4 separate regions of the Homo sapiens genome follow, and all the other regions are linked to region 3. Evidence: chromatin loops called from intact Hi-C (ENCODE). Cell type or tissue: A673. All regions are shown on one strand. Each heading gives the region's core, and the rest is flanking DNA. Links, peaks and the distances in the headings are about the cores only. Region 1 has its middle 140 kb from the start of ZNF644. Region 2 overlaps BARHL2 (BarH like homeobox 2). Region 3 has its middle 140 kb from the start of ZNF326. Region 4 has its middle 31 kb from the start of LINC02787.

Region 1 (8,029 bases), core at 1,977-6,976, 1.0 Mb before region 3:
GTATCCATTTCCTTGTTTGTAAAATGGGGATGATATTGGTGCCTACCTTGTAGGATGTTGTAAACACTGAATGATTTAATGCATGTATTATTGTTAAAAATGATAGCTAACAAAGTGAGCACTCAGAAACTGTGAGCTGTGTTTATTAATCATGGTAATGTCATTCCAAATGGCCCAACTCCATTGACCTCTCTGCTCACTCAAAGTATACTGGGTCTGCTGGGTTTGGTGGTGCCTGCCTGTAATCCCAGCTGCTCAGGAGACTGATGTGGGAGGATCACTTGAGGCCAGGAGTTCAAGACCAGCCTGGGCAACAGAGAACCCTGTCTCTTGAAAAAAAAAAAAATACACAACACACACACACGCACGTGTACACACACTATATATATAGTACATATATGTCTATGTAGACATATATACATATGTATATATGTATATATGTATGTATGTATATATATGTATATATACATACATATATACATATATACATATATACATATGTGTATATGTATATATGCGTATAAATGCATATACATATATGTGTATATACGTATATATACATATATGTGTATACACGTATATACACATGTATATACGTGTATACACGTATATACGTGTGTATATGTACCTATATGTCTATGTAGACGTATATACATATGTATATATGTACCTATATGTCTAGACGTATATACATATGTATATTCGTACATATATGTCTCTGTAGACGTATATACATATGTATATTCGTACATATATGTCTATGTAGACGTATATACATATGTATATTCGTACATATATGTCTATGTAGACGTATATACATATGTATATTCGTACATATATGTCTATGTAGACGTATATACATATGTATATTCGTACATATATGTCTCTGTAGACGTATATACATATGTATATATGTATATATGTCTATGTATATATGTATATATGTGTATATATGTATATGTGTATGTACATATACACATACATACGTATATATGTATATATACATATACACATACATACGTATATATGTATACATATATGTATACACATACATGCATATACATAGATGTATACACATGTATACACATACATGTATGTATATGTGTATATGTATATATGTATATGTGTATATGTGTATATATGTATATATGTATGTGTATATATGTATATGTATATATGTATATGTGTATATAGACATATGTGTACACGTGTAGACATAGACATGTGTACACGTGTAGACATGTAGACATATGTGTACACGTGTAGACATGTAGACATATGTGTACACGTGTAGACATGTAGACATATGTGTACACGTGTAGACATGTAGATATATGTCTACACGTGTAGACATGTAGACATGTCTATATATGTCTACATAGACATATATGTATACACACACACACACACACACACACACACACACACACACACACACAAAGAACACTGGGTCCTTTCCACCCTGGCAGGTCAACCAGGAAGCCAGAAGAAAAAAAAATTAGAAATCTCTGAAAAATGAAAATGTCTTTTGAGGGGAAAGGTTATACACCACGGGTGTTTATATGATTCACTAGGAATCCAGTAGATCCAAAAATTGGGGCTGTTCCCTGATGGTCCAATTTGACTTCCTATAGAGGAAGGCCCTCAGGGAGGCATCACCTTAGATCAGCAGGACGTCCTCTCTTCTTCAGCTTCTCCAATGCTACTGCCAGTGAGAATCATACACTTTAAGACAGGGAAGGACCCTACAACATCACTCAGGCCAATGAATCGTGCGGTCCAGGGGAAAGACAGTTGACTGAGGGAGTTCTGTTCTTGAGAGGCAAAATCCACTACCTGCCTCCCAGAGCCAAATGCAGACAATGCAGTCCTGTGCTGCATAAGTGAGGACTGAGGATGTATTCCAGCAGTTCCATGACACTCCTGGAGCATCTACCAACCTACCACAGTCCTGTGCCACTAAGAACCTCATGGTTTAGTAGAGGGAGGCACACAGTGAACATCTTCTCAACACAGTGTGGTTAGAGCCATGCTTTGGGTATTCACGGGGTTGTGGGGAAGCCAAGGACAAGGGCACCAAGCCAGGCCCAGGGCATGTGTGGAAGGTGCTCTCCAGGAGTTACTGACACTTGAGCTAAGTTTGAAAGGAGGAAGAGAAGTAAATCTAGGAGGAAAAAATGAAAAGACCCTCCAAGTAAGAGTGGAGAGAATGAACGAGCGGATCAGTGTGGCTGGAGGCTAAGGTGCCAGAGGGAGGGGAGGGTGACGAGGCCAGAGAGACCAGGAGCCACGGTATAGGACTCATGTTCCTGAATGGAACAGGACTTTAGCTTGGATAATGGGAGCCACCAGTAGGGTTTTCAGCAGAGGAACTGTGCAAATGTGCAGTCACTTGGGGGCTGACTGGTAGAGGATGGATCGGAGCGGACAGACCTGGAAGATGTTCAGCTGGCTTCCCTGAGTGATGCTTGGGTTCACCACTTCCTTAGTGAACAACAGGGCTTCCTAGAGACCGATGGCAACAGGCTCACGATGACGTTCCACATGTGCCACCAAATATCTATCCCTCACTCTGTGGTAACTATCCTTAATTATCCAGGTATTCCGTCACCACAACACAGCTCATGTACCCACGGGGGACACTTTACTGCACCCAATGGGCATGAGGCTTAGGCTCAAGTGAATAAGCACAACTGTATCCCTCTGGTCATAGTATTTGCTTTAAAAATGGTCAAGTGGCCAGGTGCAGTGGCTCACGCCTGTAATCTCAGCACTTTGGGAGGCCTAGGCAGGTGGATCACCTGAGGTCAGGAGCTCCAGATCAGCCTGGCCAACATGGCGAAATCCCATCTCTACTTAAAATACAAAAATTAGCTGGGCATGATAGTGCGTGCCTGTAATCCCAGCTACTCAGGAGGCTGAGGCAGGAGAATCTCTTGAACCCGGGAGGCAGAGGTTGCAGCGAGCTGAGATCGTGCCACTGCACTCCAACTCCAGCCTGAGTGACAGAGTAAGACTCCGTCTCAAAAAAACAAAAACAAAAACAAAAACAAAACAAGAATGGTCAAGTGATTCCATTCAGGCCACTGAGGCTCATGGCAACATTTTTCTGGGGGCTTTGGAAGGTGAAATGTGCAGATGTGAGGCCGGGAACTGCTGCAGCTATTTTCCATCATGAGGGAGGCACGCCTACAACAAAGCTGGCCTGTGGAAAGCAGAAAACATCAGAAAAATGGTTTAAGGCCCTGATGATGGGGTGAATCAAATGGGATCAAAATGAATCAAAATGGGATCTTCCTCCCTACAGAGCAGACCTCTGGACTTTTCAGTCACAGGACCCAATATAGCCCCTTTGTTTTCTAAACCTTTCTTTCTTGCTTGCAAAAGCTCAGAGCTCAGGGACAATAATGTCTCACCTAGAGCACAGTAGTTGGAACTGGCCAGTTCTAAACAGGTAAAAAACAAAATCACAGGGTTTTCCTGATTTTTTTTAGAAAACTTAAAAATTGTTTTTAAGGAAAACGATTTTTCAAAGCTCTCTGCTCTATGGGACTTGCCTCCCAAATCCACTTATTTTCTGGGTCCCCGTAAAGCAGTGGAGCGCTGCCACCTGCTGGCTGCAAAGCACAATGTGCTCTAGAAAGTAGATGGAGAGCATTAATGCTGGAAAAGGCCCTAAAGGTCAGCGTGGGGAATACAATTAAGGGGAAATTCGTTCTCTGCTAATGTATATTGTTGAGCTGTTTGAATTTTGATTGGGAGTTTTATTTCTAAAAAAATAAAATAGGGACAGTCACTTACACAAATATTTCGTATCTTGTGGCATTTGTTTATTATACTTGGTTAATTCATCAATACCTGACATTTCCTTGAAAAGCAACAACTACAATCACCATCACGAAAAACCCCCTCCTTTCTCTCTCTGCACAAGCACATCTGGAAGCACGCATGCACATGCTTTGCCTCTACTAACTCTGCCTGAAGCAGCAACCAACTCCCCTTAATTCGGTTTCTGGTGCAGCCGGCCAGCCCATTTCTTACCTGTCTGATTTTCTAGGCAGAAGTCTGACCTTAGTCCAGTGCCTTTTTATTCAGGAAAAACTTAACAAGCTTTCCAAGTATTCTTCTTAGAGTCTCTCTCCAGACTTCATGCAGGGCGCAGCCACAGATCCCCTCCCACCAACCCTGGGAGAGAAGGGATTTAACAGCTTCTCACTTTAAAAATTCTCTTTGCAAATCCTCTTTGCCTTTTCCTAATGGCTCAGGAATTTAAAAGGTGTTTACCCTGTTCTTAATACTACTTTGAAGTTTCTGCACAGTAGCCCCTTTGGAATTTAGCATTTATTGTATTCATGCCTCAACCAAAACTAAAATAGTAAAAATCCCATCATGAGTGCTGTTACAAATTCCCTCCTGGCCTCCATCTGAGGTGGACCTGCCCAGGGCCAGAGTAACAGTAGCCGCAGCCTACCAGCAGGTGGCGCCCAAACAAGCCTTATCGCCATTGCTCCATCTGGGACTGAGCTTGGTGCTAGACGGTCACCCTTCCGCACAAAAGCCTCCCTCCACTACAACCCCCCTTCAGCCTGCTAAGGTGTGACTTAGATGTTTCCTGGACTTTGGCTTCTGTTACCGGTAAGCCCTGACATACCTGCCCAGTCCAGCGGGCCCCCTCCTCCAGGGATCTTTCCCTGTGTTGCCCGAAACTCAACCCACCAGCTGGGGCTGACCTGGCTGCCCTCTTCCCTCCTGGATGTCCACAGCCACGTTCTGCTCTGCATGACCGTGCTCTCTCGAACCAGGCTTGAATTTTCCAAGTCTCTCTAGACACAGCGTTGTGGACTGACAGCCCACCTCACGGAGTTCACCACATAGCCAGGCCGGCTTTCCCTGGCCCCTTTCTACCTTGTCCAGGAGCCTCTTACCCCCTGAGGCAGCGTTGAGGCTGCTCCCCCACGTCCACAGTACATGTGCATTTGTAGCCTGGAGCTGACAAGGCCCAATATGATCTGGTCCTGTTCTAACGTCATCTTGTCTGCCCGTCTCAGCCTTCATCTCCACTGTGCATGTTGGGAGAACCTCCAGTCTCTCATAAAAGCCCACTCTCTCACTATTTCAATATTCTTCTGTTTTAGCCCATTCAGCTGCCATGTGGTACCTGGCAGTTTCCTCCAGTCCAGTTCCCAGTGGAGTGTCTGTGCTAAAGTTTCTGAGGCCCGCCAAGCCCATGAAGGCCCGCCACAGCTGCCATCTCCCTCAGAGTTCACCTACATCGTGTGATGTCACCTTCACTGAGCCACAGTGGGCACCAAGGGCTCAATGACATCGGTGGGCCCCTCTTCCCTGTTCCGTGTGGCCAGAATGTTGTTCCCATTTTGTCCCTCTATCATCCTTTAGGAATCAGCATTGACGGCCTTCTCTGTGAACCTGCTCCTGCATTTGTAACAGGAGACTCACCTGGATTGAAGGTGTGGTGCCTTCACCTGGGTCCTGCAGCTCCTCTGGCCCAGCCTCCTCAAGAGCTCCTGTCTCTCAAGCCCACACTGATCCCCTCTGAGCTGGCTACACCAGGCCTCTTTGCATCCCTCTGCCCATGGGGTTTAGAGTAACTTTACTCTAAACTGGGTTCAAAACCTGGCTTCTCTACCTATTAACTCTGTGTGACTTTGGGGAAGTTACTAAACCTCTCTGAGCTTCTGCCCCCTTTGTAAAATGGGGTTGGTATTAGCATCTGCCCCATAGGTTTGCTGTGAGGCTCCAGTGAGATTGACGGTGCACATAAAACACTTACTAAAGACCTGGCAGAGATTTTGCATTCCGTAAAGGGCAGCTCTTGTTAACCGCAAAAACCAAGGCTGCTCCCGACATTGCTCTCATCAGGGTAGGAAGTGACTTTCAAGACAGGAACTAACTTCCTTAACTTTGTGTGCACACCTAAGATGGTGCTTGATACACAATGGGGACTCAAATGTCTATTGAACTGAAATATTTGATAGCACTATGTTCTCTCTTCTCATTTAGGTTTTATCTTTCTTGTGGATAAAAATTACATGTGTCTTCTGTAGACTGACTTTTTAATTTTGGTAAAATATACATAATGTAAAGGTTAACCATTTTCACTGTTTTTAACTGCACAATTCAGTGGCATTAAGTCCGCGCACACTGTTGTACAACCATGTGGTATTTTTTAAAACATCCACAGCAGCCAGCCCAGGAGCAGGAATAGAAGCTGAATTGATATAGACTGAGTGGACGTGGATAGAGAAGCCCTGCACCAGCAGGCAGGCTTCATTCAAACAGGGGCTGTGCCTGTCCCCCAGCACTCGGCACAGTTCCTGGACATGGCAGGTGCTCAATAAACGTGAAATGTGCCACAGCAGGAGTTGCATACTGGCAGGGAAGCGGGACGGGGCAGTGAGGCATGTTGTTTGGGGCCACACAAAGTTTTTCTTTTTTAAAGTTTTAAAAAATAAATTGTTTTGAATAAATTGCGCTCTCACACAAAAATCTATATTGTAGTTTCTCTTGAAGAACAGAAGGTTCTAGCAGCTTTGGGCCTGCATTTTTGGATGGCAGCACTCTGCTAGCACTGAGCGTGGGCTGCCCCTTTAGACGGTGTGAATGGTCTCCAGGCCGCTGCTCTCACTGAAATGACTCCACTGCTCCCCTGAGCACTCGAGTTTCAGACCCTTGCCATAGAGTCAGATGAACAGGACTTGAGACTTACTTCCTCAGCTGAACAGCTCAGAGCTTTTAAGGAGGTCAGCCAGCCTCTGAGCCTCCACATCCTCATTTGTAGAATGGGAAAATTGGCAGCTTCCTTTCCGGGTTTCTTTGCAGAGTGTTATGAGATCTTGTATATCAAAGTATGTGAGAGGCTGGGCGCTGTGGCTCATGCCTGTAATCTTAGCACTTTGGGAGGTTGAGGCAGGAGGATCACTTGAGTCCAGGCGTTTGAGACCAGCTTGTGCAACACAAAAAATTGTCTCTACAAAAAATTAAAAAAAAATAGCCGAGTGTGGTGGCATAAGCCTGCTGTCCCAACTCCTTGGGAGGCTGAGGCAGGAAGATCGCTTGAGTCCAGGAAGTGGAGGCTACAGTGAGCCCCAGTGCACTGCAGACAGGGCAACACAGTGAGACCCTGTCTCAAAAACAAAACAACAACAACAATAGCAACACCAAGTATGTGAGAAAATGTCAGGACCATGATACAAATGCTGGCCCTTCACCACAGGCCTGCTACCTGCAGTCTTTGTGCCTGCACTGAGGATGTATGGATTCCCCTGCCAAATGGAATCTCCAGGTTTTTTTTATGTTGCATCCTCATCTGGGAAGACACCAGCACCTGGAAAAGCCAGGGTGCTGGGGCACTATCTGGTCAACACAGACAGCTACCAGGTACCTCCATCACCTGTCAGTCACCCCAGGGCTTTCACAAAGTCCCTGCCTGGGTGTGGCACAGTTGAGAGTAAGTTCCTTGGGCACAGGCCTACTCTCCAGTGCCCTTTCATCTGAGGGCCCCACACACCGCACAGCAGCCCCACAGACATCGGATTCCACGGCGCACATCAGTGCATAACGCATTGCGTATTTGCCACTCCTTAAGCCAACACCTAAGAGAGGGGTTTTTGGCATCAGAACACCACCAGTTCCCTCCTCTGCCTCCTTCTGTCACTCTCCCTGCCCTTCCATTCCCTTCCCAGGCTAAGTTTCCATGGTACCTTTTCAGCCTCTGCTGTTAACACCATCCTTTCAAAATCTAAAGGAAATGAGGGCTCTTTCCCTTTAAGTCCTTTTTACAAACCCCTTTCTCTCGATTCACCTGGAAAATTCGGGTCCACTGTGTTTCATTAGTAGCATCTTGATATCAAAAAAGAATTCAAGACAAGAAATAAATAGAAAAGTAAGTCAGGTGATTCTGTTTTGAAATAAAACAAGTTTGTTTAGTAACTGGTTCCAGATTGCCTTACAGTCTTGCTTGGCAGGAAGAGATTTATTCCTGATAGCGTACCACATATCACACTTGCTC
Region 2 (8,029 bases), core at 1,561-6,560, 580 kb before region 3:
TCAGGACCAAGTGGAAGCGGCAGACAGCGGTGGGCCTGGAGTTGCTGGCCGAGGCAGGGAACTACTCGGCGCTGCAGAGGATGTTTCCATCGCCTTATTTCTATCACCCAAGCCTGCTGGGCAGCATGGACAGCACTACGGCGGCGGCGGCTGCCGCTGCCATGTACAGCAGCATGTACCGGACTCCTCCAGCACCCCATCCCCAGCTGCAGCGGCCCCTGGTGCCCCGTGTGCTCATCCACGGCCTAGGGCCTGGGGGACAGCCAGCCCTTAATCCATTGTCCAGCCCCATCCCAGGCACCCCACACCCCCGGTGAAAACATTGCAGCGAAGGCACTGCAATCCCTTCCCCATATCCCTGCCCAACCCGGACTGCTGCCCGTCCTCTCCCTGCTCCAGGCCACTAGGCCTCCCTTGCAGCCAACTCTGGAAGGCAGAGGAGTAAGAGAGGAAGATGCTTACCAGTGGGCAGGGGACCCCCAAAGAGGAGCCAGCCCTCTGCTCTCCATCTCCCCACCCCTAGAAACAGGGCTGGAAATCTCCCCCACAGCAGTGTGACTGGTGAAAATGCTGACCCCACACAGAGTGCAACCAGTAAGTGAAAACATCAACAAAAACAAAACCTCAAATTCTTTTTCAAAAATGACTTTAGGGACAAGCAGGAGGGAGGGAGGGGGGAGGGCTAAGGAGGGAAGAAAGAAGGGCACGGAGCGGAAACAGCACAGGCAGAGTGAACTATATATGGACAGCCTCAAGTGCTGAGGCAAAGGGCGTTGCCGAGGACATTCCGTCTGCCCCAGAGAAAAGAGGAGGGTAACTGAGAACTTTGCACTGATTTCTCATGACCTTTTTTCTTTTGGAAAAGTGGCATGCTCCATAATATGAAAAAAATGTACATTTGAAAGACTGAGTGATAAGTGATATATCATATTTATTATATGTTGTCCAAAAAGAGTCACTTATATACGTTAGTAAAAACATGATTTTTCTTTTCATGTCTTTTCGATTCAGTAAAATAAATGCTTAGACAAAAATATAGATTTTTTTGTGATTGAAAATTACAAAAATAAAGTTTATCTTTTTTTAACAAGTGATGAAATCCAAGGGAGCTGATTTTACTAAAGCAGAATGTACTATGATGAAGTGCTGACTTGGTTTAGAACAACAAATTTCTTCTGAAATATTAGGAATTTACAAAATCCGTAAAGAGGTTGGGTTGGCTTGTATAAAAGCAGCTCCATTTTTCGTGCTGGCCTCTTCCGAACCATTATTTGATATGTATGAGTTCCTTTCTTTTTAAATGGATGGTTTCAAAGCAACCCAGGAGGCTGTGGGAGAAAATCTGTACTTGCAGGCTGCGGGTGCTGGCTAAGTCGGCGGCCAACTTTGCTGCCGTCCTGACCTGCATAGAGGCCCCAGCTTCACCGGTGTGGTGATCCCTCTGTCCTCCCCTCCTCCTTCTTCTAGGGGTCTTCCTGGGGCAGCGAGGGTCCGAAGCGCTGGGCAGCGATGACAACGCCGGCAGGGGCTGGGCGGCAGGCGGACGCTCCTCGAGCCTCGCAGCTGTTCTGCTGCCCGCGGCTGAGCGCCGGCGAGGTCGGACAGCCTGTGAGCGGGAGGCTGTGGGACGAGCAATTAGGACGCCCCCGGGGGACTTGGAGAGGGCCAGCTAACAAACCCTTGTGGCGGCTTTGATCGTTGCCTTCTCAGTCCCTGGCGGCGGGCGTCCAGCCCCCAGCCCCATGCGGAGCCGCTTGTCCTAGTGAGTTCGTTGTGCTGCGATGCCTGGAGTTCCTTTGCAACGGTGAACTCAGGCTGAGACTGGCTGCCAAGCCTTTTATCTGCACCCCTGGGACAGCTGGGACTGCAAAATAGGAGACCCTGCCCAGAGTGTGGAGGAGGCCCGCTGCCTGCTTTAGGAGTGTGTGTGAGTGTGTGTATGTAAGTAAATGTTTGTAGCACCCTGGCCTAAGTCAGTCATAAGCACCACCCCTCACCCCCCGCCAGGCTGGCTCCCCACCAGGCTCAGTGCTCAGGACTGTATGAAGGAGCCACTTAGTGGAGCATACAGTTCCCAGGTTGCTCCTACTCCTCTCCAGCCCCCGGGTCACTTCCTGAGTAGCCAGAGTCAGACCTCCTATCTGGGCATCCTCACATTTCTATCCTCACTCCTGCCCTAGTACAGTGACAAAGGGGTAATACAAGCAGCTAAAATACATCTGGACCTGGCCTCCAACTTTCTCTGATGGTTGAACCTTAGTGTAGTTAAAAATGTTTTTAAAAATGTGAAGTGATGTGGGAATGTATATTTAGGAGGGGTGGGAAAGAAGGAGGGAAGAAAAGTGAAATCCAGGTGGAAATTGCCTGGGGGCACCTTGATCAGACCTTGGCTAATTAGGAAGTGGTTTGCAGATTTCTCTCCAGCTCATCAGTTTGCTTTAAACTTGGTCTTGGTCTTGTTTGATTCTAACAAAAGGGTCTGGACTGGCCCTTCTCATTTTCTGCCTGCTTAGCTGAGACAAACTCAGCTAGCTGGGCTTGGCTGGAAATTGGGCGCCGCTATGTCCAGTTAGGATGTCCAATACCTAGGCACTTAGCAGACCCTCCTTGTTTCATCTTGCAGTTGGGTTTTTTGATCAAGTTTAAACAGTTTAAAAGTGGTCTGCCTAGGCCTAAAAAGGCACTCTCCAAGGTTTGAGGGTGCTATAGCTTCTGTTTGCACTGAAACTGGGGCTGGTCAACTCTAGGCACAAGGAGGGATTTGAGAGGCCACAGAGTTTATGCATACAAAGAATCTTTACAAAGAATTAACTCAGATCCAGGTATGAAAAACACACAAAACTACAAATCCAAATAAGGCCAGAGCACCCATTTGCTGCCAGCAGTCCCCAGCCACCTGCAGGATGGTGGGCCGGGAAGTCTGCCCACTGCCGCTTTACACTCAAGGCTGAACTTGGACTCCTGAGGTGGACAATGCAGGGGGAAGCACTGTGCCTACAGAGACCAAGATCTCTTAATCAACCTCATATTGCTCTGCTGCTAGCAATTACTCAGGATCCATTAGGGTCCTCCCCAAATCCAAGTTTCTTCAAAGTCATGTTTTCTTTCACCCCCTAAATCATGCAGCTGAATGTGTCAATGTCCTTTCTAAATTTGTTTGGTTACCTGCTGTTGCATACAAGTTGGCAGATTGGATGTTGTGGGGTGGGGGATATTGTCCCAGGAAGAAAGTTGGGTGGGTGCCTGGTTCCTTCCTTCCTTCCTTCCTTCCTTCCTTCCTTCCTTCCTTCCTTCCTTCCTCCCTCCCTCCCTCCCTCCCTCCCTTCTCTCCTTCCTTTCTTTTTTTCTTTTATTTTCCTTTCTCTCTTTCTTTCTTTCTTTCTTTCTTTCTTCCTTTCCTTTTCTTTCTTTTCTTTCCTTCTTTTTCTGCAGCAGTACTGCAAAGGGCACCTCAGCAGGTGCCCTAGTATTCAAAAGTCACCTGCTTAAAAGTCAAATGCAAACTCAATTTTTTTCTTCACAAAGGGTCCTTCTTTCCTTCTGTGCCTGCTCAACTAAATTAGGAGGTTGGCTAGGAGGTGAAGAGTGCAACTCCAGGTTTTCTGAGAAGCAAGGAACAAGGTAACAGGCAGAGGCCTATTCTCATGGGAAATCTGGAGTTACAGAGAAGCAGAGGACAGCTGTCCCTGGGAACTGTACTCTTTTTCTTTTTTCCCACCTTCAGCTGGTGTCTGAAGGGCACTCCGTGGCTGGACTCCATTTAGATTGCTCCTTTGATTAAGTCGGAGGCTAGAAAAACAGAGATTTTCAGTGGCAATCTTTGCTTCCTACAGAAACACAGTAATACAAAGTTATTTCAGAGAGACGTTTAAAGACCTACAAAGGCCTCTTAGATTTGCCAACACCAAGATCAGCTCAGGGACCCCAGCAAACCTACACAAATCTGTAGTGAGTGTGAAGGAAGAAGTTAACTCCCCGGCTAGCAGCCAGCTGTTCTAGCCCAAACTAGTGATTTTTCAATGAGTTGCAAAGTAGTGATTGCTTCTTGGCTCCATGCCTCCAGCAAAGATACCTACCACCCTGTATCCGTTTAATTTTGCTCCACCCCTTAAAATGAAAGCCCACACGATGGCAAATTAGACAGTTGATTTCCTCCCTTGCAAATAAAACTGCTTACTCTCCCTCCTCCTCCCTCCCTGCCATCTGACTCCTGCCTAGGCAGCCCTTCCCCAGGAGTCTGTCGGATCCCACCTCCCCTCTTTAAACAAGTGGCTTGTGAGTAGTTTGTTTTGTTATATTTTTAACTTTCTAAAAATATTTGGAAAAGCTCTCCCCAGGGCTAGGGAAACTTTAGTTCTTGTTAAGCCACGTGGTTACAAAAATGTACTGGAAGAGAGCTGCCTGGTTTTTGAAAAAACCAAGCTTGAAGTCAACATGCTTGGAAAGAATGAGACTTTTCACCACTGGTGGACATGCTCAGGGGCGGGGTCAAGCCTTGCAGGGAAATGATGTTTCTTTTGCATCTCTGAATCTTTGGTGAGGGAATTCGGGCTTGCTCTGTACCCTGGCTGTTGACTAGAGAGCGGTGTGCGCAGATGAGTGAGTGGGGGCCTCTCCAGGGATTACTCCTATGGACTCTGGAACAGTATCCCCAAGCTCCTTAAGTCTCCCACTAGGTCTTTACCCAGTCCCACTTTTTAGTCATCTCCAGGCTTCTTTGCTAACATTTGTGTCTTTTTCTGGAGTTAGGGCCACTTATCATAAGGGTCCAGTGCCGAGTGCCCTGACTTCTTACCTTATCCCCAGGGCTGGGTAGGGGTAAGTGAGAGGGGTGTGTGGGGCTGTGGGGAGGTGTGCTTTCAGAGAAAGGGAGGTGTCATTGGCCTCTTGGATTAGAAAACCAGGTCATCTGTCTCGGGGCGATGAGATGACCCAGAAGGGACTATTTCCCCCGGTCCTTCCGGCTGAATTTTGAAGGTCTTTGTCAGTTTGAGTGTTGCTGGGTGGACCGTCTCGGTTAACCTTACATTCTCAGTTTGTCTCCTCTCTCCTCTCCTTGTCCACTGGGTCTCCCGCTCCCGGTTTCTGTGTGCTAGCACCACAGACAGCTCCCAGGGCGCCGGGTGGAGCTAGGTAACCTGGGCTGGCGGGTTCCGGGTAAAAGCCTAGGCGGCCGCAGCGGAGGCGTCTAGGAAGGGTCGGCGGCGCCCGGGGGGAGGTAAGCAAAGTGATTACAAAGCAACCTCCCCGGCAGCGTTTCCTGATTAGCTCTAAGTCCAAACAGGGTCACATTCCAAAGAACAAAATCTTCAGATCAATAAAGTAATTCAAAAACCCAAAGATCTCGGGGTAAGTAGTGCTCAGTGACAGATCAACTGTGAATCGTCCCTATTTAATAAGTTCTTAGTGGAAGCCGAGGAGGGAGGAGCCGGGCCTCAGGTCTGCGGCTCCAAGACCTTGCGCCGCGGCTGCGACGAGGTGGCCGGCGGAACCCTTCTAACTGGCACATACTTCCTCTGTTCGCACAGCTCGGAGCGCGCTCGGCGAGCCGCCGCCTCGGCCACCGCAGGCAGAGCAGAAGCGCTCCCGAGGCAGCAGCCCTGCAGGTCGCGCTGGGCCCAGGCCCTGCTCCCCACCGCGGCTCTCAGCCCGCGCCCTCTCCCTGCAGATTTGGGTCTCTCCCAGCTCTTGCTACTATCTGGTCTGGGACAGCGAGTCGCCCCTGCGGGAGCTCCGCCGAAAAAAGAGGACCTTCGCGAGAGCGAGATTGAACTTGATTTACGATAAAAGGGCCCTGTCACTTTGTGGAGCTGATGGATTCCCGCCCCCACCCACCCCCATTCCCGCCGTCAGACTTCATTCTTTAGTGAAGAGGCCCTCAGTGTGGCTGTCCTCCCGCCTCCTCCTAACGATTCGCATACACGTCGCAGCCAGGGATTTGGCGCGGCGGCCTTGAAGCCCAGCCGCGGCGCGCCGGCTCCGTGCGGGTTCTTGCTCGGCGCGTACCCCAGCTGGGCCCCGCGCTCCTCCACCTTCAGGACCGCCCGGCCGCCACGAGTTCCTGCGCCCGGGTACAGACAGCGCTTCAGGGAGGCATGGGCGCATCAGGACAGGGGCTCTATAGGCCTGGGACGGGAATCCAGACGCTTTCAAGGACGGTACTTGGGATGGCCTACAGAGCAGGGCCCTTCTCTCACATCTCGGGGGGCTCTGGAGGGAATATAAAGCCTTCTTCTCCTGTGAAGACAATAAAATAATCTTTGCTCAGATGGGAGCTCTTATCTGCATCCAGCTTCACTCCCACCGCTCTAAAGACCTCATGGCTGCAAATGATACCTCCTTCAGATTTCTCTTCAATTCTTGGAAGTCAACTCCTCTTTGTTGATCACCCCCTACTTCCCCTTTGGCTCTTCTCTTCCTCCTTCCCACTATAGTTGGAGGTACGAAAATGCTAAGTGGAATTTAGGAACCAGTAGACATATGTAGTGCAATGGATTATCCATGTCTGTAGATTCAAGCGTTATTCGCGAGACGGGGTTTCCCCCAAAGCCTCTGGGGACTGGAGGAAGAGGTGTTCCAGGGCGCCCATTCAGGCACAGTCCATCCTCACGTGAACTAGTAGGGAAAGTTTTCTATAAAACAATGTACATTTATAATGCCTCTTTAGGAGAGAGGAATTAGATATTAGTGGTGCGTTGTTTCCCCACTCCTATAATACAAAATTAGGGTGCCTGTGGTGTAAAAATGGTCTGCATTCTAAAACAAATCAGCTGACAGAGTGTTAGGAAAAAATGTGGAAGTCCGTGCTATTCACTTCCTACTGCAGGAAAGCTAAGTTATTTGGTATAGTTTTCAAATGTCAGAGTCTCCCAAGCACATTAGCTAGGTTTCCTGTAGAGTGAACAGTTTTTCTAATGATTTAATTTTAAGCTTTTGATTTTAAATATATCTCCAATTTGATAAAATTGCCGTGTCATAATTTCTGAAAAATGCAAATAATGTTTGTTAGTAGCATTGATAATCTGATTGCCCAACTTCCTCTTGAACCAACTCTTGCCTCCTGCAGACTGGGTATCTGCAAACTGATGAGCAGAGAGATTCCAGACTAGATATTAAGAAAGACAGTTTCCCACTGGAAGTAGGGTGCATCAGAGCTGTAGCCACTTTAAAGCGTCACCTTCTTATTCATCTGTTTTATTTCCCACAAATGTTCTATTAATGAAAGCTTACCAAATTGTTTCCATTAAATTAAGAGGATTTTAAAGGGACACCTACTTTCTCACTGGCCTTGAGTGAACACACTGAGGCATTGCATTAAACATTATCATATGTGAATAGACACATAAATTTCACATAATCTTTCATTACTATGCATTGATAGATTGGCCCAGAAAGTCACATAAAGCACAATTGGATAACCGTGGGATAGCACACTTCCCTTTGTCTTCCTTCTTTTCTGGATTGCTTTGGAAATTTCTGGGAATCCACATTTCTGATTGCCCCACAAACTTTTCTAACACACATTAGAGATGACCACCAAGAGCCAGATGTTCGCACCAAACAATTCTAGCCAGCGGCATCACGTGACTACTACCCTCGCGGCTGGCTGCGCGATTGCAGGGGCTCTCCCATTGCCTTCTCTTCAGCCATTGAGTGGCAGCTACCTGGGCGTGCCTGGTTGCAGAGCCGGGCCCAAACTTCTGTTATCCATTTCCTCTTACCCGTCTCCTATTATTATTTTGAGTTAAAATTCTTTGCCCCTGCTGGCGCATAAGGGATGATATTAGGCAGCTCCGCACAGCCGATCTTGAGTCTCATGGCCTAATTTTTCCTGCAGAAGGTACAGTGCCTCTCACATGCTGAAAGTCCTCCCACCAAGAAATTTATTGGGGCAGAATTAGATTAGAATTTATATATAAACATTAAGACCTTTCCACCTCATTTAGTAAAGCAACAATGACTGCTTTCATTTCAGAAACTGATAGTAGACATGATGGCCAAGGGTCTGGTAAGAAGTGTCAGGTGGGCG
Region 3 (8,029 bases), core at 1,002-6,001:
AGGACAGGTTTTTCAACAAATGGTGCTGGATAAATTGGATATCACATGCAAAAGAATGAAGTTGTATCTTTACCTAACACCATATACAAACATTACTTCAGAATGGATCAAAGACCATAAACAATAAAACTCCTTATTCATTTTTATTTCTTCTTTTTTATTTTATTTTGGGTGATTTTCTAACCGCTGTATCCCTGATCTTGTGTTCAATTGTGTTTGTTCTTTTTTTGTTGTTTGATGAGACTTTTATCTTTGCACTGATTTTATATTTCCCCATTTCTTTCATTTCTTTACAGAGCAAAGATACATAGCTGTTGAGCCTGTGATCATTCTTTTTAATATTTTCTGGCCAATGTCAATTTAAAGCATGTACACATTAATTATTTCAGTAAGGCTAAGCTATTCTGGCTGCCATGTTTTTCTGAGATAGAAGAATTTTTTTACCTTCTTTTTTCAGTACTTAAAACCAACTGATTCCTAAATCACCTATTCTTCCCTGCTAGGATCCAAATAAAACCGAAGGCCGTCTTGATGAATATGAAAGCTAAATGAAAGTTAAATTTGTCACATTCTTTACCATGCTGCACACTTTCAGAGTTTCATAAATTTTTTTAAAATCCACATAATTAGTTTAGCTTTACCAGAAAAAAAAATTTGAATGACAAGGTCAGGCTCCTGACCTTTCAATAAATTAGAGAAGATTGCCATAAATTGCACAATATAATGAAACACCAATTTGCATATTTGCTGCTATATTAAAAGGGATCGGTTTTAGCTCGCAAAGCAGAACAAACAAAAACATGCATTTTAATAACTCAAATTACTCCCAGGAAGTGACCCTCAGCAGAAAGCCTGATTATCACTACTTAATTAGAAGCCTTGGAAATCTAAATCCTCCTTTAAATCCTATTCTGGGTACAGTGAAAGATGAAGCCATGAGTTTTGTCTAAGATTCAATATTTACTCTTTACTAATATGTTTGCTGGAGAGACTTCCCAAGCATTACAAAGACATGCGAGAAAAAATTTAATATTCAAAGAAAGAGTGCACAAAACCTGTGTTGGCTTGCAGGTGCAAAGCAATTAACAAGCTGGCATTTACAGTACTTTTAATTAATTAATTAAAAATGCAAAGCTGACTTTCATTTCTTTAAATGTTTGAACATTTTATCCATCAATAATAAAGCACTACATGCTGCTGGGCGACAACATCTGGCAAATGAAAAAAGTGAGTCCAGTGTTGAAGTTAACAAGGAAGAATTTGGAATTTGCTATTGCATCACCATCTCTTCTCCCACCCCCTCACTCCCACTAGTACATGACCACACTCAGTGTCAAATGATAGGGGAAATGGTTTGTTGCCAACCCTGGATCATAAACTAAAAGTGACAATATTTGATGTGACAAGTTAACCTTGAATGGGAATGAAAACAACAAGGCTTATCGCAATTACACTCACCATTAAGGACTTGCCGTTCTGTTTCCTTAGGGGAGCAGAGTTGTTTGGAATTAAGGCTGTGTATCTCCATCTTGTTTATAAAGGTTAAAAACCTAATTAGCAAAGGGAATTTCAATAATTTGAAAAAGAAGTGGGTAGTGGCTTCTAATGTAATGCTGCTGTGACTAATTTTACAGCTGGACCCTGCTTGAACAACGACTTTACTATTCCCCGTGAACACATTTCTGGTCAGTACATATTTAAAAAACAACGCCATTAATGTACTTTAATTAAAACATAAATACTACAGTGCTACCTCGGTAGGCATTCACTCAGCTGGAACTAACTATATTTGCTTAATCTACAATTTTAGATGTATTAGCAAAAATAAATGTTGGTGAATGTAAGAGCCTGATTACATATCTTGGGTAAATTGGTGATAATGAGTCAAGAGACTTTGTGTTCATTCACATATATTAGAATAAGAATCATTATGAAATTAAAGCTAAGATTAATCCTGCTAATGACACCACAGAGCATCTGGGAATAAGATAACCCAGATGTCAGAATCACTGTGCTACAGTGCTGCTATTTGATAGAGTAACCCTTGAAGTGTTCTTCTAAGGCAGATAGCTGCTCCCCCCCAGTCCCAGCACTTGAAATGCAAATGAGTGACAAGATAGTCTAATAATGAGAGCAGATTCTAGCAGTAAAGAAAATGAATAAATTAAAAAAAAAACACTCTGCACCACTGATAAGAACAAGCAGCAGGCACCCTGATGTCCTCAATTAGGGTGGATGACATCTGCTGAGCATTTCTCTCTAATAAAGCCCTCACTCGGTATTCCAAAGCACACGATTCTAACACTGTTAACATTTTAATGTCCTGGGCGTGCATGGTAACATTAATTACAAGATGATTTGGATGACTTCTGAATCTCTTTTATGTCTTCAGCAGAAGAGAACACAGCATAGCAGCTTTGATATCATAAATAAAATGGGGACGCCTGCCAAGCATGAAAGGTATCCTGAAGTCATTCGCATCTGCTATGTTATCCTGAACCTCTGTAGCCAGGCAAAGAGAATCCTCTGGGCATTTACAGACGGTCAGCAGCTATGCATTTTAGTGGGGAGCTATGTGGCTCTCAAGGATTTTTTTCCCCTTATGCTAGAGGTGAAAATTTTGTTGCTGTTTTTAATTCCTAATGAGCTTAAAGTCCAATTAATATTATTCTAAGCACAGTTTGCCTTCCTAATAGCTATTTTCATGAGCTTTGGCAAATGTCACCAGGGCTTTCTTGTTTGTTGGCTGGGAGACAGGGACAGTATCTCCCCTTATTAAGCAGACTGATACAAAGTGTAGGCACTATGGGGGACCCTAGGTGGAGAGCGGGCAGAGAGACACAAAAGAAATTTTGAGGGTCCCTTACTACAAAACTGGCATATCACCATCATCCATGAGAAAATACTAGTAACTTCTCTTACACAGGTAAGGAAACTGGGGCACAGAGAGATTACACAACTTGCTTGCAAGTTACTAAACATCCAGGGAGAAGCAGAACCAGGATTTGAACTTCTGACTAAGCTCAAAATCCATGATTTCACTATTCCTCTCCACTACACCTGTGGCCGTCATTAGAGCTGTTCACAGGTGATCTGGGGCCCATCCTTTGGGTCATATAAGGTTATGTTTCCTTGCCCTTCTTTCAAGCTAACATAGCCATGTGAACTACTTTAACCAATGGAATGCAAACAGAAGCCTTAAAAGAAAGTGTGTGGTTCACCCTGTCCTCTATGAGGAAAAAATCCGCCTGGATCTGAGGATGACTTGGAGCAATGCACAGCCCTAATAATGGGCATGAAGACTAAGCAAGAAATAAACCTTTGTTACATAAGCCTCTGAGATGCTGAGGCAGTTGGTTACTGCAGTGCATGCAACCTAGTCTACCCTGACAAATACAATACTATGCCATGCCAGCAACCAAGTACAAACATGTAAAAACCTCAGCTGGCCTCAGGAATGGATGAAAAACAGAAAAAATAAAAGTGAGGAAATACGTGACTGAAAAGTTGGCCCGAGAACTCTTAGACTCTGAGAAAGAGAAGATTGTGGTTTAATTAACCCTAGTGGGCACCATTTACATCATAAAATGTGTCAATGGCTCCCCCTAGAGTTTTCCAGTGCCCAGATTGCAAGATTATATGCAGTGGCCCTGTCACTTCTAGCTCTGCTAGTCTGAGAATCTGGCTCGCCATTTATTTTACAGATTACGCCAGATTTACAGGATGTACTGGGTATGGAATTCACAGCTGCAGCCAATGAGCACGTGCCCAGCCCAACAATGAGCTTACTCACTCAAAACATCAGGAAAATTCATCAGTAGATTTATAAGGGCACTTGGCCATGAATCAAAATTAATTCCAGATATGACAGATTACTGTTGTTAAATCCAGGTGAAATGATGTTACGCAGTCATAAACAAAGATGTTTTATCCAAATGTGCAGAGAAAAAGACAAAAGACCTTTTTGGCTTTTCATAATTGACTGGATGTGGCACTGATTTGCTGCACCTAGGGAAGGGATATTTGGGAGAAAAGAGAAAATGAGACACAGCAATGAGGCAGTGCACTAATTTTTAAGAGTCCAGCCCTTTTTCTCTCTTCTCTCTCTTGCCTACCTCTGTTTGGACTATTCCAGTGGAAAATTCTAATTCTACATGCCAACTCTCCCTGCTCAAACGGTCTATATTTTGCCAAAGTTACAGCTGAACAGCAGGTTCAAAGATCCCAGCCACTGCCACTGATCAGAAGCTCCCCAGGATATCCCCCAAGGCTGCAGAGCTATTGAACTGGATAGAGCACCTGGGGAACTGAAGCAATTAACAGAACTTCCTTAAACAGGGCCAGAATGGGTCTCAAGTAGACAAACCACACACAGCTGCAGCATCCCCTGCCACTGCCCACTGGCTGGGTTTGCTCAGGAAACATTAGAGAAGATTCTCAACAAGCAAGTCAGCCCCTCCATTTGTCAGCCCAAGCCCTATCTGTTCACTTCTGCTAATAAGAATGCTAGTTAGTAAGAATGGGAACATCTAAGAAAGTTCTAATCTTGATTAGGAGTAGGTGACTCCTCCAAAAAAAAAAAAAAAAAAAGGGAAGCAAAGCAGTTCAGTGCTTCCAAAGACATAAGGGTAAGCCACACTTAGATCCATAGTCATACTCCAGTTGCAGCAACCCCCAGGGGAAGGGCTTACATCACAACGTTTATGCACTGGAAAATGAGGTAACCTGAAGCTTTCTCTCTACATCACCTGAGGTTTCATTCTACGATGCCTTTGCATGGGCTGTTTCCTTCACTGGGAATGCCTTCCACAGGTAAACTCAGTGAACACCTACTCATCTACCAAGATTAAATCAAGTGTCTGTATGAATCCTTCTCAGACCCACCCAGTCAGAGGTGTGCACGGCCCCTTTTGCTCTTTGCCTCTCTCTTATCACTGAACTCATCCTACTGTGTGATAACCACACACCTGCCTCCTCAGACTGCAAGTGCCCTGGAGACAGAGATGGTGTTGATTTCCCCAGCCCCTGCCAGGGTACTGACACACAAGAGGTACTAAGGACCTCCTTACTGAAAGAGTAACTTTAATATTGATAGTGGAAGGCAGATTCAAGATGCTGTGCCATCTTGGAAGATAAATAATGCTCTATAACTTTTTCTCAGGTGCTTCAGGACTGTTTCAACTACCTCTTCTGAAAAACACTTAATACGTTTTCTCTCCCCTTCCTAAGGCTTCTGCATTGCCTTTACACATTCTAAGGTCCTTTTTTAGTTTCTTAATAAGGTGTCCTTAGATAAGCCTCATCTAGTTAGCATTATTTTGTGCCTGGCTGTGACAGGATAACTGAAAAATCAATGAAAACAAAGGCAGAATGGCCTGAGTTTTCATGACTGAGTGGGCTCCTAGGTGTCTTTTACACAGAATAATTTATGGAAACATCCTTTAAATACAGACATTTCCATCTGTTTCACCTTCACTCTTGCAGGGAAATGAAATAGGAAGATATTCAGTCTGTTTACAACCTAATATTGTTAACCTCTTCTTCTCAGTATTTGGAATTTGGTCATACATCTTTGAAGACTGCCTTAGAGCCAATCGATCAAAGACCATCAATGTATTGTACATCAACTTGGTGCCAGGCACTGTGCTAGGGATTTCAAAGGCTCAATGAACTTAGTCTGGTGGACAAGAAGACATATAAGCATTTTTAAAATAAATGCTAACTAGAGATACAATCACCTTAAGAGTGGATGGATATGGGGGACAGATGAGATAACACTTGCACTTAGCTATAAGGGAAGATGGAGGAAGAAAGCCCAGGCAGATGATAATGAAATAAGAAAGGCAAGAGAACAAAAAGGGACTCAGTGATTTGACATGCCTGGAACAGTGACACCAGGGGATGTGGTGGCAAAGAAGGCATGAAGTTAGTGGGTGCCACATCAGGGGAGTTGTGAGTGTCTTGCTGAAGAGTTTGACTTTACTGATAATGGGAAGCACCTAGAGTTTAGGAAAAGAGGGTGACATAATTCAAAATTCCTGGATTCTGAAGGAATATTTTTAAAGGATATAGGGAGAAGGGGACAATCTGAGCAATCATTTGGAATATTTTGCAGAAACCCTAAATAAATCATTGAGGTATTGTTTTTTTCTTTAAAAAACAGTAAAAACAAACTGATTGCCTTAGATAATTATTTCACTCAACAGAAAATATAAGCACTGCATTGGATCAAAAATGGCTGGAAAACTGAATTTTAAAAGAGAATTTTGGGCAGGCGCAGTGGCTCACCCCTGAAATCCCAGCACTTTGGGAGGCCGAGGCAGGTGGATCACGAGGTCAGTTCAAGACCAGCCTGGCCAACATGGTGAAAGCCCATCTCTACTAAAGACACAAAAAATTAGCCAGGCGTGGTGGTACATGCCTGTAATCCCAGCTATTCAGGAGGCTATGAAAGGAGAATCACTTGAACCCAGGAAGCAGGGGTTGCAGTGAGCCGAGATTGTGCCATTGCACTCCAGCCTGGGCAATAGGGCAAGACTCTGTCTCAAAAAAAAGATTTTTAGCCACTTAGCTTGAAAACTGGACTTCCTTTTTAGAACATGCTCAACACCGATGGCAGATGGGGCCCCACAGTCAAGCAAGAGAGTGAGGCAAGAAGTAAACAAACAATCAGACTGCAGTATGCATACCATCATAGAGAGCTGTACATGACAAGGCAGCAGAGAAAAGGAAGAGTGGACAACTATTCAGGAAATAAGGAGGCCAGATAGTTTTGCAAAGGCAATCTGAGATGGGTTGTAAAGCCTAATTTAAGAGTTCATCAGCCAAAGTGAAAAGAAAACTATTATGAATTTTTTTAAAAAGCCTACAACTATGGCAATAAGTGTATGGTTCAGACAGACAAAGACCGTCCTCCCTGATATCAATCAAAAGGTTTATGACTAATCACAGACATCAATATTTCCTTTAAATAGTTTTCATGAACCTACCAACCATGAATTTATCTATACCTCTTTAAGAAGTTATCTCTATTATCGCTCCCTGGACTTGGAAACTCAATGCTTAACATTAACTTTTGATGTTACTGCAACTTGCTTCATCTCCATTTGAAGGAGGGTGTCTACTAGTCCTGCTTTTCCAAGATTTTTTGATGAGTTCATGTCACTTCTATTGGAACTCCTCATCCTTCAATTCAAAGAATCTTAAGTTTTTTGTCTATCTTTATATTTGAGTTCTCATCCCAGCTAGGATCATTTGGAGGCTCACTCCATCCACCTCAAACATCTAGAAACTTATTTTAATGAAATATGAACTCCTCTCCATACATTGCTCCCATAACTCTGCCATTTCACCCCAGTCCCTACATATTATTCCTTGTTATAATGCCTGACAACGTATCAGGCATTTTAATCTACATGTTAGCTCCTCCATGTTCCTGAAATGATGTAACATGTACAGATTTCAAACCAAGAGTTCTACAGAATAAGGGCCCCAAAGAATCCTAATAAATGTGGCATCACAAATCTGTGCTTTTAATTATTTGGCCTGTTCCTCTTGTGCCCAAAATTATTTCCTGATATTTCTATAGCTATTCTTGGCAAGCAGTCCATACGGGTACCTCTTATTTAACCACAGTTGGTACTTTACTGTCGCTCTTTTTCTTTCCTTGGGTGAGAGAGCTCCTTTAATAAAAGTGATCATCTCAGAGGAAACTTAAATTCCACTGCCTCCCTCCAGTGTTGCACTTAGTGCTGTGTGTTTAACAACACCTTGGGGATTACACTTAAATCCTGGAAAATCTTTAAGCAGCAACATACTGGCAACAGGAAACATGCCTTCCCCTGAGAACTCAGGGACAGAAGAGTGAGAATGGTGGGCTGCCTGAGAAAGGGTGAATGTCCAGGGATGAGAGCTATCACAGAGTGGAGTAAAGATGACCTGCGGGCTCTGCCTCCACATCCAACACAGGGACCTGGCACTGACACTTCTCCAAAGGCCTGGGGTTTCCAGAATGAAGTGAACAAATGTC
Region 4 (8,029 bases), core at 1,249-6,248, 450 kb before region 3:
GCCTTTGCTCTTACCACCATGCAATTCTACTTATAAGGAAGAGCCCATTATTTATAATTTCATGCTGTTCAGAGTTAGTCTCAGTTGGTGAGCTGAGCCCTTTGGGAAGAGAAGAGCCCTGGGTTCTAGCTCTCTTCCTGCTATGACACTTAGAGCAAGACATGTGTTACCTGTGGGCTTTATTTTTCTCATCTGTAAAATGACAACCTTGGTCTTATAGATAATTACAGGATATTTTTAATTCTATCAATATACATATTTTAAAAGATATTCCAGGAATATTGGCCAAGGTTAGCTCATGGATACAGAATTATACCTAGGGCTGGGGGTGGTGACTTACACCTGTAATCTCAGTACTTTGGGAGCTGAGGCAGGTGGACCACTTGAGGTCAGGAGCTCATGACCAGCCTGGCCAACATGGCAAAACCCCATGTCTACTAAAAATACAAAAATTAGCTTGGCATGGTGGTGTGCGCCTGTAGTCCCATCTACTAGGGAGGCTGAGGCATGAGAATTACTTGAACCCGGGGGGCAGAGGTTGCAGTAAGCCGAGATCGTGCCACTGCAATCCAGCCCGGGTGACAGAGCGAGACTGCATCTTGCCCCCTGATGCCTCCCCAAAAAGAATTATACTTAGGCACCTAAATGAATGACTTCTCCTTAAATGTCAGGGCTTAATTTACTGATACAATATGGTCTAATATCAAAGTAGGGATTTAAAACAGTAATTGGAAACCAAATAGAAGTTGTTTTTGTAAAAAGTTGGAGGGAAAAAAAATAAAAGTATTCAGAAAGCTCCCTCTTCTTACTGACTGTATGACCTGAGGCACGATTGTCCTATCTAATTTTCAGTTTTCTCCTCTGGAAGCAGAGATACTAATATAATATACTTCATAGGGTTGTGTGAAGATTAGATAAGGTCAGGTGTGTGAAGGTCTTAGCATAGTGTCTGGCATGCAATAAATAACCCAATAAGTATTAGCCATGGATTACGGAATGGAACCGTAGGGACTGGGAGGGGATGGGTGCTAAGTGAAGTCTTGGGGAGACCTCATGCTTTCTTATTTAGCAAATATTCCAGCTTCTGCATATCTCTAGTTGGTATGCCCCAGAACTCAGAGTCAGCTTTTAGGTGGTAGTGGTGTATCCCACGTGCCCTGGATATAGGCTGGGATTGGTATAGCCCGGGGAAATCCTCAGTACTGAAAATGATAAAGGTAGTAACAGCAGCAGCAACAACAACAGTAATAACCATTACCAGATCTTTCTGACTCCAGAGCTTGTGCTCTTGACTGTTTTTATTTCTCTGAGACACTGAGAGTCGTCCTTTAATAGAAGAGGGAGCCAGTATTATTATTCCATGGCCTGAGACACTCTGATGGGTGCAGTAGTACCAGGGTTGTTCCTGCCTATGATGGGGTGAAAGCCTGTGTGATATCATCAGGTGGGCCAGGAATAGCCCTCATGAGCTAAATGCCAGAGCACCTGAAGGTTCCAGTATGCATCACCCTTGGAGACAGGGGCACTGACATTTTCTATTAAAATGCAAATGTAATCTGAAAGGCATTGTGCACCATTCCTTTATCATCTTTTGTAAAAATTATAAATCAGATTTGCAAGTCTCTTATTTGGGCAGGACACCAGGGAAGGTTCAGAGCATAGGGTATCACTCACCTCTAAAAATAGTTCAATACTAAATTGTCATTCTTCTAAATTGCCTCTTCTGTGCCCAAATCTGGACAATTTCATTTTCTTTTCACTGGTTTTATAGTTGAGTGAAAGTAGTTCATGTCCTACTCCATAGAATGTTGCACATTTTATAATACAAGAAAACACGTTTTTATTCTTAAATAAGAGATACTTTGAGAAGCTTCTAGGGATGGGTTAGTTCAAGCTCAATCTTTCATTTTTACTTAAATTTCCCTGATATTCACTATAGACTATCTGTGCATATGTATATCTCCTATCTTATTCATTGCTTTATGGCCAGCATCTAATACATTCTCAAGTAAATGAATTAATAAACTGAGTACTCCTATTGGGAAAGGCCCTAAGGACAATGAGAAAGTCAGTAAATAAAGGCTCTCCATCCTCGAAAATCTTATCCTGTAGCAGAGAGACAAGTTCTAAGGCAGGAGAGACTGAAGGCCTGAATACGCTGTTGAGATGCAAAGGGGGAGATAGGGTGAAAGCAAAGAGGGAGCAAGGAAGGGGAAAAAGGCAAATGTTACTCTGTGGTTTTGAGCTTGGATGCCTGGCAGGGCCATAGTGCCATCAAGAGAGAGGAGGAAGTCAGGAGGAGGAGCAGGTCTGGGGAAAAAGGATAGAAGGAGGACATGATGAGTTTGGATCTAAACATACGAGGTTTGGATGACGTAGATTTGAGTGCCAGTTAAGATGTGCAGCTGCCCTATAACCTATGACGAAGATGAGTTAATTGCTGAGTTCTAGAGTAGCCTCAAACTTAGGCTATTTTATTCTCTTATTCAACAGGGCTTTGTGCTAGGCAATAAAAAGGGATTTAAAAAGGTACAAGAGGCATGATATTTGCTCTCCCAGAGTTCCTGAGTGAGGCAGTATGTGCTCAACAGTGCCAGGCAAGTAGCGGCGTGCAGAAGGAACAGAAGAAGGAGTGGCTTGGGTGTGACAAGCTGGAACCTGCAGCAGCTGCAGGGGGAGGGCGTTCTGAGAATCCAAAGATCAGCATGCCCCTTTGGACCTTTTGAAGGAAGCTATCAAAAATGAAGACATGACTTCTCAATACCAGGTTTATTTGAAAAGGAATAAAACCAATGTAACAGGTATACCTTTTTACAGTAATTACCTTATTGGTATACAGAGAGGAGGCAAAATCATGAATTGGTTTATTTTATCTTTCTGTGAGGAAAATGACTTTTTTGAGCCCAAATGAAGGGGAGTTAATGGCTTGGCCCTAGGATTACCATTACTGCTGCGGGCTTGGAAGCCTTGGAAAATTGCCCTTCTCTTTTCCTGCTACTTTCTCTCCCACTTTTTTCAGAGACATATTTTGGGTCCTCTGTCTCCTTGAGTCTGATAGCAGTGTGTAGAGATCACCCAGTGCCTGACTGCCTGTTACTGCTGCTAAGCCTTGTTCTGACTGGCCATGGTGACAATGGCCTAGGAGTTTCAACTTTGAGAGACTTCACAAGTGCCATGAGATGGGTGGCCGCTTATGTGGTTATTGTCTAGGGCTGACTGTGTCCACAGGGATGTGATTTTAAAGCCCTGGTATATGAGGTTGAGAACACCTATAACAATAGCCAATCCTAACAAGGGAGGTTCTCCAGTTTTACAGAGGGGGTCTTGAAAGGATTCAACTTACTAATAGTGATCTATGTGGCCGTACCAGTGGCATGGGGGAAAGTGAGAATTTAGAAAAATTGTTGGAAAGTATTTTCCTCTTGACAAGTAGAGAATTAGAGTATTATGGAAATGTAAGAAATTACAGAGTTAGAAGATTCCACCTTTGTAGTAACACATTTTATACTCTGATTAAAGCACTTACCTGTATCTGATAGTAAGGATGCCAGAATAAGGGCTTTACTGCTTCATTAAAATAGTGCCATCTAGTGGTAAATGTTTTGAATTGTAGCTAGGTGCCCAGAGAGCTGTCAAACCCTCAGGGGACTTGGCTTAAAGATTAAGCAGCATTTATAATTTTCTTGTTTATTTATCCATCTATTCTTTCACTTAGTTTACTTATCATTTACTACATGCTGAGCATCTTGATGGGTGTTGCGTATGAAGAGACGAGGAAGACACAAGCACTGACCTCAAGTTGTAGTCCAGTGGGTGAGACTGCCCGTGATTGCAATCCAGAGATAATGGCTATTTGAGAAGTGCGTTGGAAGCCCAGGAGATTCAAATGTCACACGCAGTTTCATTGCTGCTGCTGGAAGGCCCTCCCATGTGTATAAGGACATAACTTGCAGGAAGCATGGAGTCAAGGAAGGGACAAGCTGTTGGATACTTCCTCAACTTGCTGCTTGTGTGAGATTCCCCACCCTGCCAGACCTCTCTTTTGGGTTCTCCTTGTATCTCTGGCCCTACTCCTAAATCAAGGAACTGAATGAACTTGTGGTTTGCTGCCCAGTGGAGCTCTCTTTCTCTTTCATGGGCTTGATTCTTGGTCATTCTAGGACATAAATTGTTGGACACAGGGTGGTATGTTTAAAGCCCTGGACATTTTACCGGAACCTATTAACAAATTTTTACATGCCTTCTCTGCCCTCTGCTCGTTTATATTTCCCTTTTCTTCTGCCACGAGAGGTTTGCATAAGACCTTCTCTTCTTCACATAACTCTGTCTCTGTACAATACAATCTATACTGTTCTTTTTTGGAGAAATGTGCTCATTGTGAGATCTTGTTCAGGCACCTAATCTTTCTAGTTCCAAGAGTTGTTTCCTCTTAAAAACCAGACCAGTAATATTGACCTACCTAGGTGCTGAGCATGCAGAGGCTTGAAATGATGAACTCTGAAGATGTGGGAAAGAATTCACAGTGCATGAGGCATTTGGACCGGGATGTGAAGAATGGTTTGGAGATTATCAGTTGGCAGAAGTTTATGTTACTAAAGGGCATTCTACCTAGGTAGGTCAATATTACTGGCCTGGTTTTTATGAGGAAACAACTCTTGGAGCTAGAAAGATTTGGTGCCTGAACAGGGCCACACAGTGAGTACATTTCTCCAGAAAAGGACAGTGTAGATTGTATTGCACAGAGACAGAGTTATTGGTAAACTGTTTTAATTCTTGTTCAATATTTTATGACATGTAAACACGAGCAAAAGACTTGTTATGCTTTTTCTTCACTTGTCTTAAGTTTTACTTTGTAAAAATTAGCCGTCATACTTTTTTTTTTTTGGTAGAGTTTAGCACTTAAAAATTTTCACTTCATTTACTTTTTAACACCATACTCCTTGAATAAGTCTTTTTTGCTTTCCTTGTAATTGGTTCTTCTTAGTTTCCTTAGCTTTCTTCTTCTTCCTTGCTCTGTTTTCTCTATGAAGAGTGCTTTCCATCTCTCTCCTTCTCTTGGTGTCCAAGCCATCCTTTACTGTCATAACTCTCATCTTGCTTTTTTTTTTTTCTTCTTGCCTATCCAAACTCTTTCTGTCTGTTACTTCTATGATCTTTTCTGGTTCTTCTCATTCAATCCTTCCCTCTCATTCTCTTTTCCACTTCTCCATGTGTCTCTCATTGTATTTGTTTGTTTGTTTTTGTTTTTTTACTATCTTGATCTTTTAGGTTGTACTTCTCAGAAGTTTGTAGGCTGTCACTACCGATTCCATGTTTAGTTTGTCCCAGTCACCACCATGGGCATATCATTCTGTTGGTGTGAGAGAGGTAACAGATCTGTCAGGAAGGAATAATATATTCATTTATTCATTTGTCAGACGTGTTGTGTGACTGCTAGGTACCAGGCATTATACTAAGAGCCAGGTAGGGACAGATACAAAGAAGAATGAGATGGTGTCCACTTGCGATGAGCTCATATTCTAATCAGAAACAAATAGGTCAACAAATTCTTACGATGAAGCTCTGACGTGGGCTGCAATAGAGATAGGTAGAAGGTATTTAGCATGCAGAGGCCTGAAATGATTAACTGTGAAGAGGTGGGAAAGAATTCACAGTGCATAAGGCTTTTGGACTGGGATGTGAAGAATAGTTTGGAGATTATCATTTGGAGGTTGTTTGGGTCACTAAAGGGCATTCTAGGCAGAGGCAAAGATTGAAGCCTTTAATAAATGTGGTGGGCCCAGGGAAATGCATATGGGAGATACAGGGTATGTACAGGAAAAAGATGAGACTGAAGAGGTGGGAAAGAGACAGTGTCATGGAAAGTCTTATAGGCTGTGTAATGGGGTTAGGGATTCTTTCTGAAAATATTGGTGAGCCATGGACAGAAGGCACATAAGTATCTAGGTTATCTGCAGGTTAAGGAGACAGATAAAAGTGGATGGATTTAATGGATATTTTTAGAGGTCAAGTGGACAGAACACGTGATTGATTGGATGTGAGAGGTGAAAGAGAGTGGGCATTTAAAATAAGTTTGTTTTCATTGGCATATTTTCTCCTGAGGATTTCAAATTCCCTTAAGAGTTATTATCCCTTTCTATTCATGGGATTCTTATCTTTTTCTAGTGGGATCTTTACCTAAGGAATCTAAAATTTGAAGTTTCTAGCTCACTACTCAGATAATTATTGTAAATTTTGGCAATAAAATTCTGTTTTCTTACTTTGCTGGGTTTGGCTGACTTGCCTGTGCAGCACTGCTGGTTCTGAGGAATCAGTAGTTCCAAGCTCAGCTTCTAGAAGGAGGCAGAGGGTGAGCACAGCATGCTATGGTGTGCGTTGGGTAGTGCTGTTGAAGGGGAAGTAGCAAGATCTTTACTCTTCTTACAGACTAGGTGCCCTATATATGTTGGTAGGATGGAGGGAGGAATAACTGAATGATGAGTAACATAAAGAGTACTTATAGTGTCTTTATATTAAATTATCGTATGTGGTGGGGAGGAGAACTTGAATGGGAAACTGGAGGTCAGCAGGCTTTCTCTTCTTGCTGTATTTTATGTAGACCAATATTGAAATTGAGATATATTTCTCAAGTTCAAATAATGGGGTAGGGGAAGGAGAAGTTAAACTGTAATAAATGTTGTGGAGACTTAGGACCAGGTTAGGGTTTTTCTTTCTTGGGAGGATTCACTAAGGGGTAATTATCCTGAATTAGCAGGACCTAATGTCATAGCTTGAGAAATAAGAGACATCAAATTTGGGATCTAGCAGCACTTACCCTGCACTCCTAGGTCCCCACCAGCTTACCCTCAACATGTCAGATTCAGTAAAAGATTTTTAAGTTTGGTGTTTCTTTTTCCTTTTTGGAGGGTCACATAAACTCATTAACTCTGGATTCATCATTCCTTGCTACATATCTTCAATGTCTTGTGTATATAACCCATTGTTATCATCATACAAATACAAAACATTTTCTGGAGACAATACCTTGGTCCTGAATATCCATCTTCATTAGGTGTTGGATTGCATTAATTTTCTCAATTCTATACCCTTCTTTTTTCCATGCTCCTTTGGCATATTACTTTGTAATTTCTTTCACTGGAGTTGATTTCTCTGTCCTTTGATTCTGAGTTTGGCCACATGACTGTCTTTGGCCAACAGAATGTTGTAATAAAGAGTCTGACTCCAGTTTTGAGGTTAGACTGTTTGATAGGATTTAGACTTCCACACTTCCCCCACTTTTCTTTTTCTTTTTTGAGACAGAATTTCGCTCTTGTTGCCCAGGCTGGAGTGTAATGGCGTGATCTTGGCTCACTGCAACCTCTGCTTCCCAAGTTCAAGTGATTCTCCTGCCTCAGCCTCCCAATTAGCTGGGATTACAGGCACTTGCCACCATACCTGGATAGTTTTGTATTTTTAGTAGAGATGGGGTTTCACCTTGTTGTTCAGGCTGGTCTTGAACTCCTGACCTCAGGTGATCCACCCGCCTCAGCCTCCCAAAGTGCTGGGATTACAGGCGTGAGCCACTGAACCCAGCCACTTCCACCTTTCTCTTTCCCACCACCATACATCTGGTACTTTAGACAAGAAAACACACATATACCCCCTGGCTTCTTTGCATCATAGAGAAGTTTGAAAACCCTCATGCACATGACAATCCCTTCCCCCTCCCCACCCCCTGGCCACTATAAAGGCTCAAGTCACTTTCCTGTCTTGTCATTCTAGATTGTCTTATGTCTAACCTGCCCCCAACCCCCCCAAAAAAGTCCCTTGTGTGACTAATAACCTTTCTTTCAAATTCTCTTGGTGTGTGAAGTGTTATCAGTCTAGATATCCAACCTACTAATTGGGGTCAGAGGGTCTATTCCACCTTCACAGGGTGACTACAAAACAAATATTAATCTATGTGTATGTGATACTTGCAGACAGTTGGAAGAAATGCTTGCATGTCTCTGCTTCAACTATTTCTCCTCTGTTATGGCCATGAGACTAT

What was found. Hi-C counts contacts between places; a loop is a spot of excess contacts. Peaks named below come from ENCODE experiments on the same cell type or tissue, not always from the same donor. Only the 100,000 strongest peaks of a DNase experiment are listed, where the experiment ranks them.
Region 1: a loop joins it to region 3, with 5 times the contacts of the local background. A loop is called at or near these places in 5 of 110 quality-filtered maps.
Region 2: a loop joins it to region 3, with 5 times the contacts of the local background. A loop is called at or near these places in 2 of 110 quality-filtered maps.
Region 4: it touches region 3 in a loop (6-fold over the local background); 12 of 110 quality-filtered maps call a loop at or near these places.

Annotation. Positions count from the first base shown.
Region 1 is chr1:91,161,895-91,169,923 of GRCh38, reverse strand. No RefSeq gene overlaps it. Among named protein-coding and RNA genes, the nearest start is that of ZNF644, 140 kb to the right of the region's middle. RefSeq lists an enhancer at 4,558-4,707. In A673, for the core only: CTCF peaks have their summits at 3,613 (motif pointing left), 4,264 and 4,467 (motif pointing right); DNase peaks (open chromatin) are centred at 3,623 and 4,473.
Region 2 is chr1:90,704,600-90,712,628 of GRCh38, reverse strand. BARHL2 (BarH like homeobox 2) reads left to right here. Exons shown (of 3, transcript NM_020063.2): 3 at 5-1,090. The coding sequence ends at 317. Among named protein-coding and RNA genes, the nearest start is that of BARHL2, 8.7 kb to the left of the region's middle. RefSeq lists enhancers at 1,077-1,645, 5,790-6,584. In A673, for the core only: no CTCF peak of the experiment used is centred there; DNase peaks (open chromatin) are centred at 3,128, 4,078, 4,478, 5,808 and 4 weaker places; H3K4me3 peaks cover 4,439 bases; H3K27ac peaks cover 5,000 bases.
Region 3 is chr1:90,128,792-90,136,820 of GRCh38, reverse strand. No RefSeq gene overlaps it. Among named protein-coding and RNA genes, the nearest start is that of ZNF326, 140 kb to the right of the region's middle. RefSeq lists an enhancer at 4,054-4,555. In A673, for the core only: a CTCF peak has its summit at 3,606; DNase peaks (open chromatin) are centred at 2,160 and 3,600; H3K27ac peaks cover 1,163 bases.
Region 4 is chr1:90,574,971-90,582,999 of GRCh38, reverse strand. No RefSeq gene overlaps it. Among named protein-coding and RNA genes, the nearest start is that of LINC02787, 31 kb to the right of the region's middle. In A673, for the core only: CTCF peaks have their summits at 3,405 and 3,604 (motif pointing left); a DNase peak (open chromatin) is centred at 3,609.